Linked DNA regions of Homo sapiens: region 2 is linked to region 1. A link is a loop called in an ENCODE intact Hi-C map of the cell type or tissue named here. Cell type or tissue: ascending aorta. All regions are shown on one strand. Each heading gives the region's core, and the rest is flanking DNA. Links, peaks and the distances in the headings are about the cores only.

Region 1 (6,888 bases), core at 3,838-6,337:
CTGGCTTTTGCAAGTACTGAAAATAACTGCATCTAACACGAAGTATATTGTTGCTCTTAAATGTATATTTCCTGATAACTCACTTGTTTCCGTAAAGGACTTGGGTTAGCTTACAAGAGCACATACATCCTAAAAAGATGTTCACAATTTCTCAACCTCAGCACTACTGACATTTTGGGCTAGATATATTTTTGTTGTGGGAGTTGTCCTGTGCATTGTACTATGTTTAGCAGCATCCTTAACTTACAACCACTAAATGCCTATATTACCCCTACCCTCAGTTCTGATAAACCAAAATGTCTCCAGATATTGAGACATGTCTTGGCGGGGAGGAGGGAGGACAGCATCACCCTTTGTTGAGAGCCAACCGCCACTTTACACCTCATGGAATTTAGTGGGGGGCTGTATTCATCTGCCTGGGATATCATAACAAAATACCAGTTATACCAGTATCTAGTATACCAGATTTTATCATAACCAGTTATAACAATAGTTATCATAATACCAAATATAACAGTGTATAATTATGCATAAATACACACTTATATACTCACCCCAATTATGCACCTATTTCTAACAGCAGCATATGTATTACAAACAGATTTTGCTTGTGTTACAAATTCAAAACTTAGGATATATGACATAATTTATATTTCATGTTTTATTTGAATAAACTCTTAAGAGCTTTTATAGCACTATAAAATAAAGCCTAAAATTTTTAGAGTAGTTATAACAGATACATTACATTCATTTTTTTCTTTGAAAAGTCTCTAGGGAGATTTCACTGTTTTGATGCTGTTATTTGTTTTACAAGTAGTATACTATACCACAGAGTAAATATACATAGTATATATCCTGTTAATAAGTAAATATTATGTATCTACTATGTTTAAATCATATGTTAAACTATGGAGGAAATATATTTTCATATTAACACTATTGTTTTTTGTTTTAAGTTCTGGGGTACCTGTGCAGGATGTGAAGGTTTGTTACATAGGAAAACATGTGCCACAGTGAATGGTTTGCCGCACCTATCAATCCATCACCTAGGTATTAACCCCAGCATGCACTATTTTTCCTACTGCTATCCCAATCCCCCTCAATCTCTTGCCTCGCCCTCCCCAACAAACTCCAGTGTATGTTGTTCCCCTCGTGTCCAGGTGTTCTCATTGTTCAGCTCCCACTTATAAGTGGGAACATGTGGTGTTTGTTTTTCTGTTTCTACATTAGTTTGCTGAGGAAAATGCCTTCCAGCTCCATTCATGTCCCTGCAAAGGATGTAACTATGTTTCTTTTTATGGCTGCATAGTATTCCATGGTGTAGGGATATCACATTTTCTCTATCCAGTCTATCATTGATGGGCATTTGGGTTAATTCCATGTCTTTGCTATTGTAGTAACACTAATTTTTCTATTAATGTTTAAATTCTCAAATATTCATGACTCTTTAACCTAAATAAGTAAATAGGATTTTTTTATTACATAATTGTCTGTGTTTAGTATCATAGCACCCTTGTACTTATTTCATAGTTTTACCATCTTTAAAGGCAAGAAACTATTCTTTAAATCAAACACAACTTCTACTGTTTTGATTTCTTCATTGGTCTTTCAGGTAACACCAGCAACAAATGCCTAGCATCCCCACAGAAGGTGAAAAAATGAGGCAATTCTCTTATTTTGCTAGGCAAGCAATCTCTAGTCTTCTAAATTAAGGTAGATATAGCAATCCTAATCAATATTTAAAGCTTAACTTTCTAGATGTAAATTGCTATTTATTCACCCAATCAGCGTAACAGCAAATGCATGGAGCTCAATTCAACCACAAGAGCTGGGAGATTTTTTTCGTACCAGTGAAACAAACTAAAAAAAAAAAAAAAAAAAAAAAAAAGAACATATTTCCACTGATATAATCCCAGTTTCTTTCAATTACTTTACCACAGATATAAAACATGTTTTCAAATGAAACACAATATAAAACAAATGTAGATTTTTCCCCTTTCCTGGTCCTGTGAAAAGTTCACACAAACACACACACACACACACACACACAGTGGCTTAACAATTATTGAGACTGCCAATAAAAGAAAGAAAAATACACACATACAAATACACACACAGCCTATTGAGTTCAAATTTGTAACTTTACCATGGCCTGAAAGAATATAATGTAATAGATTCTTTTTAACGGCATTAAACATTTTTTCATCAGTGCATAATCTAATCACAAATGGGATTTTAGGTTAGACTTTTCTAGCTACTTAAACAGCCCTCTTGAGTATTCAATAGCTGTTCTAGGCACTATTTTGTAGAACACTCCTAAGTTTAATGGTGAAGATTCTCAGATACTGAAACCAATAGCGACATTTACGATATCCCAAAATATCCTCACTATTGACGCAATATCAACACACCCCCACTCAAACACTGGGATACTATGACTTTTTTTTCCCCAGAGAACCTAAGAGCTTTAATTGCACAATTCCCATTAATCATCTTGAAAATGGCATAACTGAAACTCTACACTTCTACAGAACATTATGTAATGCATGAGAGTCAAAGTAGCTGCCACTGAGAGGGCTGAGAAAGGGAAAAAGGCAACAAATCACACACACATTCTTGTGACAAAAAATACCACTTTTTTCTCCAGCAGCTTTTGCCTGTGAGAAATCAGATACACATACAACTGTTGCAGTAGCAGTTATTTCAGCACACAATTTTAGCTGATAGTCATCTGAAGAAATCTTAATCTCCTCAGAGTGGGCCTATAAGGCTCTTCTATTTAGAGTTGCTTGTGATGGGATGCTGTAAAAAGAAAGTCTCACTTTTTTTTCATACCTATGGCCTCCTCTATCCCAGAGAATCTTAGAAAAGTGTATCACCACTGCTGAGGTTAATGCTATGCAGGGCTTAACTGCACCTATTGTCTGCCACTATTCCATAGTCTTCATAGGCTCCAAAGACAGATCTGACCACCATCCCTGAGCCAAACCAGAGTCTCTATGACCTTGTGAAAGCCCAGTGACATTTGGTAGGTGCCAGCATCATTGAACACTCCAACATTTGTTGGCTGCTTTTTTTATAGCATCATGAAACTGGAAATGGCAGATCACTATGTTTCTATTATTTTTAAATTGCTTCATTATTTTTTCAGTACAGCAACAATCAGATTTCTAAACTGTTTGTAGCTGAAATACTTCTGAAGTTTTATGACATCCAAATCAGACACTTTTCAATCTTGGCTAATAGTTAAAAGCCCTAACATTTACATAATAAATGTTAGCGCTCTATGTGTAGAGCATGCCTTTCAGTGGAGAAACACAAAATGTGTTATAAATATTTATCCAATTTATCATTGTACCATTACTAGGTGGATTTACAGTATGACTGTCTCTATTAAATTTCTAGAGCTTTCCTGGGGATAAAACAGAGGTAAACTTCTTAAGTCAAATGCATCCAATTTTTCTTCTAACAATCTCTTGAAAGACTTATTTAAGCAGTTCTTTACAGACTGCTTAAACATAGTTTAAGACTAGTTCCTAGTACATTTACAAAGCAAAAATGCTCCAACTTTAAATCTCTCCTTCCCTTCAGGAAGTACTGACTAAAAACCAAAAGGTATATTTTTATTATAACACAGGAATAATAAAACTTACATAGTGCTTCCTATATTCCAGGTACTGTTTTCAAAACTTTACCAATGTTAATTCCCTTAATCCTCTCTCAGTATTACTGGGAAGGGTTGTTTGTAACATTTCAGTTTTTCTGAATACTTAAGTACGACAAAACAAGTGACTGAACCCAGGCAGTTTAACTACAAACTAGGTGCTCCTAATCATTACTGTAGGGATATGTATTTGTACCAAGTGTATCCCACTTGATCATCTGTAAGTTGTTTTGCTTTTGTTTAATCATTGACTGCTAATACTAGAAACAGATGACTCTAGGTCAGAACCAAATGGAAGTCTTCAACCCTTTTGAGTTCTGCAAAGGAGAAGATATTTCATAATGTAAGCAACTGAATTTGGAGAAGACTAATCCACATAGCATTTCCAAAGTGTAATGGGAAAAATTTAGATGCTTTTGTAAATTTCAATTTACTTGTCATTTTTTTTTCCTCAGAGGAACCTGTCTTACAGTATCAACAATATTTTTAAGAAATGGAACACCAAAGAAGTTAAAATATTGCTTCATATTATCTACTTCAATAAGAAACCTAGTGAAGCAAGAGGTTCTTGGATTATCTATATATTTCACTGACATGCCTCTTCAATTTGGATATAACACAAATAATGAAAAATTAATTATATATAGTTATATATTATATTTAGATATAAAATAATTTAAAAACTATTATATAATGAAAAAGTTATATATCTTTGTGTGTGTATATATACATACATATATATGTAAACATACATACAAACACATAAAATTAAAGATATAAAGTTAGACAGTAATATAGGATGGTATGTTTTAAGGGGCAAGTCTTTATTGAGAAATATAAAAGTAACTAAAGGAAATCAGAGAGGAAAAACATTTTGGTTAAGTCAGCTTGAGAATAATAACATCATTACTTAGTATTTATATGAGGCATTTGTTGTATTTGTACCTGCTAGATCCCACATATCCCTACAAATAAAGTAAAGTATCTCTAAAGTGATAACACTTATTCAGTCATGATAAATTTCAAAGTATAATATTATGTAATATGTTTCCAACAACCTATGTCAATATTTCCACTGTAACTCTTCCATTGAAGTCTACTCAGCCTTCTAGATGGGACAGCATATATTATGCATATAATTAGTGCTTAAATAATTTTCTAAACTGTAGCAGATGTGTAAAATTTTGGCTGCCATTTACATGCAGAAATTAGTATATATTACACTGCTCTGCATTGTCTTTGCCAAATACAAAGACCCTTTCTTTTTCCCAATTTTTCATTGGCACTCCTTTCTAAATCTGTGAGATTCCCTAACTGAAAAACAAATACTGTCAATTTCTGACCTCACAAATTCTGCCTCAAGTCCAGCCATTAAATGCTACTGCTTCACATAAACAATGACAGAGCACGAAGAAAAGGTGAGGCAATAAAGGTTCTCACCACTGCTGACCACAGTCTCCTTCAGACAGATCAACTTTGTACTTGAACAAAATGTGCTCAATGACACTGGCTCTGTCCCCATGGAGAAAACACTCCCCTCCCTGCCCCACCCCCCTGCCTATGACCATTTGCTAAAATTGTGCACTGCCATCAGCTCTCCCAGACTTGAGGCAGCAGCGAGGGGAAAGACAAATTGGCTCATGAGCCCAGAACATGTTTCTATTGGATGGACTGCAACAGCATAAGCAGTAAGGGTAAAGAAAATCTCTTGAGGCAAAAAAAAGCAGTATCACAACACAGGTTATCTGAGCCTGTCTCCTCCTCTGCACTCCACCCCCATACCTAGAGAATTCCACTGGTTTTCTAGGGCAGTTCCCCAAATAGCTAAAGTAACACTCAACAAACTACCTAAAAATTACCACTGAGAATAAAATAGAAAAGTCTCAGAATTTTTAGAATCATTTCATATACAGTATGTGTCTAGTATCCTTGAATAGTTTTTCAGAAAAAGATCCATATTAACAATAAACATACAAATAAAAATAGATGACAACTATAAACTATGGAACTTGTACCAAGTATCTACAGATGAGTCTATATAGCAAAAGGGTATTGAAGCCATCACGTTAAGCATAGATACTTGAAAGAGCTTAGTCATCACAAGGTGCTCTGTTCTAAATGGCAATCAGAAGCTGTAGTGCATATTCTTAAGTGCTTAGTTAAGATGAAAAGTATGGAGATGTTGGGCCTCACAGGAGCGTCAGCCATGGCAACACAGTTTTTTTTTTAACAAACCAGAATGTGAACGTGAGAGGGGAAAGCACAGAAGGTTGTCACACGATTTTTTTTTTTTTCTTGCTATCACACCAACAACATTTAGGCTGAAAGCCTGGATCTGCTAAACACTCTGCTCGGGTGCATTAAGTGAGTAAAGGAATATATCTGTGATTTCTACACTCTCTACCTGTGCTGAAAACAGGTGGCTTTTATTAGAAATAGTTGTTGTATCTTCCTTTGTATTTTGTACATGTTCCTCTCCTAATACTGGGCACTGTTTACACATCTTCCTTCCCTGGTGACAGCCTCCAGAAGGAGGCTCATGCCCACAGTCTATATCAGGCCAAGAAAACCCCATAAGTGTTTACCAAGTGAATGAGTCCTGACTATATTTCAGAATATAGGATATTCTGTCCAATAAAACAGCTCTCAAACATTCCTTTTGCATCTCTTTCAGGGTCCATAAACTGACATACTATAGCCCCATTTTTTTCTTCATTCAAATATATTTTTCTCTCCTCTAGTCTTCTACCATTTCCTCCTTTTCTCAGTTAACTGCTTACTACTGTTATCCAAGTACAAATTTGTGGCTCTGCTCCCACCTAAGTAAACAATATGGTCACCTGTTAGAGGTATCTGTATCCTAAGCTTGTAAGCTTCTCATATACACAAGCCTTAGAGACAAGCACAGAGAAACAGTCCCAGGAGTTGACATGGAAAGAGCAATACAGTCCCAGCTCAATGGTTAAAAATCACATGAAGTGAAATCAGAAAGTTGCTTGTTCAAATCCCAACTTTGATATTTATGAACAGTGAGACTTTGGGTTAATTATTAAACCTCATTGAATTGTAACCTCCTCTTCTATGAAAATGAGGATAAGAATACCAGGCTAGGGATAACGTGAATATTAAATGGGGGAATATATACAGGGGCCTCAATTATGGTCTGGTACTCAGAAAAGGAAAATGACCAGGCTGCTCTCACTCTCCTAGCACGTTCTTTACCT
Region 2 (2,970 bases), core at 1-2,500, 100 kb after region 1:
TCTTTAAAACTGTTCTCAGCACCCTTGATTGTATGCCACTTTGCAGTGGAATCTGATCTCAAATGTGTCTATGATAAATCTGATCGGGGTGCTATTTATAGATAGATATCACTGTATATAGCAAAAAGAAATTTTAATTATCTTAAATAAAATGGCTCAATTTGATAAAGGAACAAGTGACTAAAGTTTTCAAAGGTAAAAGAATTTTGCTAGATTTTTGGAAAATAGATAGTAAATATAAAGGTTATATTCTCTTTCTCCCATCCCTAGTACCTGAAAAATGAATGGGTATTTGAAATAGAATTCAGTAAACAATAAGTCTATTTCTGTTGATCATATCGTAAAAGCTTTTTTTTTGAGGGTATAAATAACTTGGCAAATATTAAAATACATTCTGTAGGCTTTCTTTACATTGACTCCCCAAATTTTAGTTGAGAGCTCATGACTGAATAGGCAATTTGTCATTGATTTGAAACATCATTTTTGAAATATAATTTTCTAATGGTGGCTTGCAGTGTTAATATTTTTCTTTTCTTTTTTCCTATCTCTTTCACAAGCCATAGGGGAACATAATCCTCTTTGGCATAAAATAATGCACCTTTGCAAATGTTCTGGATTTCTGAAATAGCTAATACACCTAAATCTATAGCACGTAAGCAATTTAAGTCTCAGCTTGAATACGCTCTTAGACTATTATAAATTAAAACTGCAATTGTAAAAGGAAAATTAGAGAAACTAAGTATTTAGAGTATTGTTTATATACTAGCACACATTATTACAGCTTTTGCTCTTTTACTGTTCTCGTTCTAATTCTGACATTCTTAATACCTACATTCCTCGTTGTCATGTATTCCCATTTTACTTAGCAACAGATTTATTACGATACAGACTTCTACATTTACATACGGTATATTTAAATCTAATTATTTAAACCTTAAAATCATCAGTATGCAACTAAAATAGTGAGCTAATTTTCTTCCTATTATCTTTAGTAACATACCAATTGACTTCTTTTACATAAATGAATACTTTCTTGAACTGTTTGACTTATTTTTTTTTTTTTTAATGAAATAAATTCTCCTCTTCTAACTAGAAGTCTGCTATTAACGTAAGTCACCTGGGAGCCTGGCCAAAGTCTGAAGCAGCACAGCTGAAGGGTACAGCCATTTCATAGGGTCCTCTCAGAGAGTATTTGGTTTGCTTTCCTAACTTTCTAAAAATAGTAGATTACACAGGCCACCTCCATCTCATGGCTCAAGAACTCAGAAAAGGCTGGACTATGGATTTAAGCAATACACAGGACACATTTTATTAAAGAAGTCAGGATTATTACAAGTTTTCTAAATTTTTTTCCGTTTACTCTGTGAGAGAATGCAAATGATCTAGCGGTTAATGGCATGGAAACCTCATAACGCTCCCAAATTTCAGAACTTCAAGCATGAGTCATACAGTTACTTTAACAGTTTTAAAATATGTTTTTGATCTATTTTAGCCACAAGACTGAATACAAGAGGACTGCTATCTGAAGGGAAGGATTCTAAATACTGTACAAAGAATCACATGTGTCAGTTATAAATATATACACACACACGTAAGAAACATGTTTTTTAACATAAATGCTTAATTACATATTCAAAATTGTTTTAATGCTTAACATAATTATTTTACTAACATTTAAGAAGCTACTGTCCTGGGTATGAAGCTCCATCATAAATAAATTCATGTTTTTTTTTTCCTCTTATTCAAATTTAAAATATTTTACCAAGTTTTAGACACTGTAATTTAAATTTAAATTAAATTCAGTTTCTCTTAGAAAGACAAAGAAAAAGGACAAAGTTTGCATTGATTAGCTGCTGTAATGAGTTCATTTCATAAATACATTTAAAATCTTGAAATTATTTAAAGTCCTTGATGTGGCAGTTGAATCTTGTTAACCACATAGCATGTCATTAAGCAACCTTGCTGCTTTACTCAAAAAGGGACTGTTCTGTGGCCATAAGTGAGCAGCAACTAAAAAAAAATATTTTGAGATGGAAAAATAGCAACTGAATAGTAATGTTTCACAATGTTTCCAAATGTTGTAGAAGCAGGTCTTCTGTGTAACCACTCAATGTCACAGCCAAATTTAATGTCCTTCATTTTGCAGCTACGAGTGCACCATCAACTGTCTGTAGGATTAAAAATTGGATTTACTATTAATTGGGTCAAAACAGGGTTACTTATGGCCACAGCTGGTTACCGACAAGAGTAATTAGCTCCTTGCCCCTCATTTTATGGGTCTCAGTCTCTAATTACACCTGAATTCAGCCAGCATGAATTTAGGAATACACATTCACGGAGGTACAACCACTGTGCCCTTCACTGATGCCTCTCAAAGGAAAGGGTGAAGAAAGTCTCAATGGGAGTTTATAACTTTTGCTTATTGATCTTTAGGACTATGACATTAAGAAGAATCTAACATTTTAAAATATTTTTGTTGTTAATACCTCCTTTCTGTTCAACTCTAAAGATCATATTCTCGAAATCTTTGGCAAAAACTTTAGCAAAATGAACAGCCTAAAATGGACCAGGAAACAATGAACTGAAACAATTAACTCATAACTCACCCTGATGTTATTAAAGAAAAGATTATTATAGCACCATATATTTTTAAAGACAAGATGGATCTATGAGACTTTTACTTCTCTACATATGTAGAAGTGATAGTGTCCTCCCCTCAAAGGTCCAAAGAATTAAATTAGGACATTCATATTCAAAAGCAATTTGATTAAACCAAGTAGGCTGAAAGTACCCAGGAACACATTTCTAGTCTTGACCTTGTGTGTCAAAATAAAGATATTTATGTTATCTTTTAAAAGACTCATTTTCAAATATGATACCTGAATTACAAATCCAATGACATTTTTGAATGTCAAGAAACACTAAAGTAAATATTTTAGTATTATGGTGCCCACAAAAGCTAACTTTTAA

The links. Hi-C counts contacts between places; a loop is a spot of excess contacts. Peaks named below come from ENCODE experiments on the same cell type or tissue, not always from the same donor. Only the 100,000 strongest peaks of a DNase experiment are listed, where the experiment ranks them.
Region 2: it touches region 1 in a loop (1.9-fold over the local background); 6 of 110 quality-filtered maps call a loop at or near these places.

What each region holds. Positions count from the first base shown.
Region 1 is chr3:152,402,210-152,409,097 of GRCh38, reverse strand. All of the region lies in intron 2 of MBNL1 (muscleblind like splicing regulator 1), which reads right to left. Among named protein-coding and RNA genes, the nearest start is that of MBNL1-AS1, 140 kb to the right of the region's middle. In ascending aorta, for the core only: no CTCF peak of the experiment used is centred there; a DNase peak (open chromatin) is centred at 5,227; H3K4me3 peaks cover 989 bases; H3K27ac peaks cover 2,500 bases.
Region 2 is chr3:152,301,117-152,304,086 of GRCh38, reverse strand. The region is part of intron 2 of MBNL1 (muscleblind like splicing regulator 1); the gene reads right to left. Among named protein-coding and RNA genes, the nearest start is that of MBNL1-AS1, 33 kb to the right of the region's middle. RefSeq lists an enhancer at 1,454-1,553. In ascending aorta, for the core only: no CTCF peak of the experiment used is centred there; a DNase peak (open chromatin) is centred at 1,146; H3K4me3 peaks cover 2,500 bases; H3K27ac peaks cover 2,500 bases.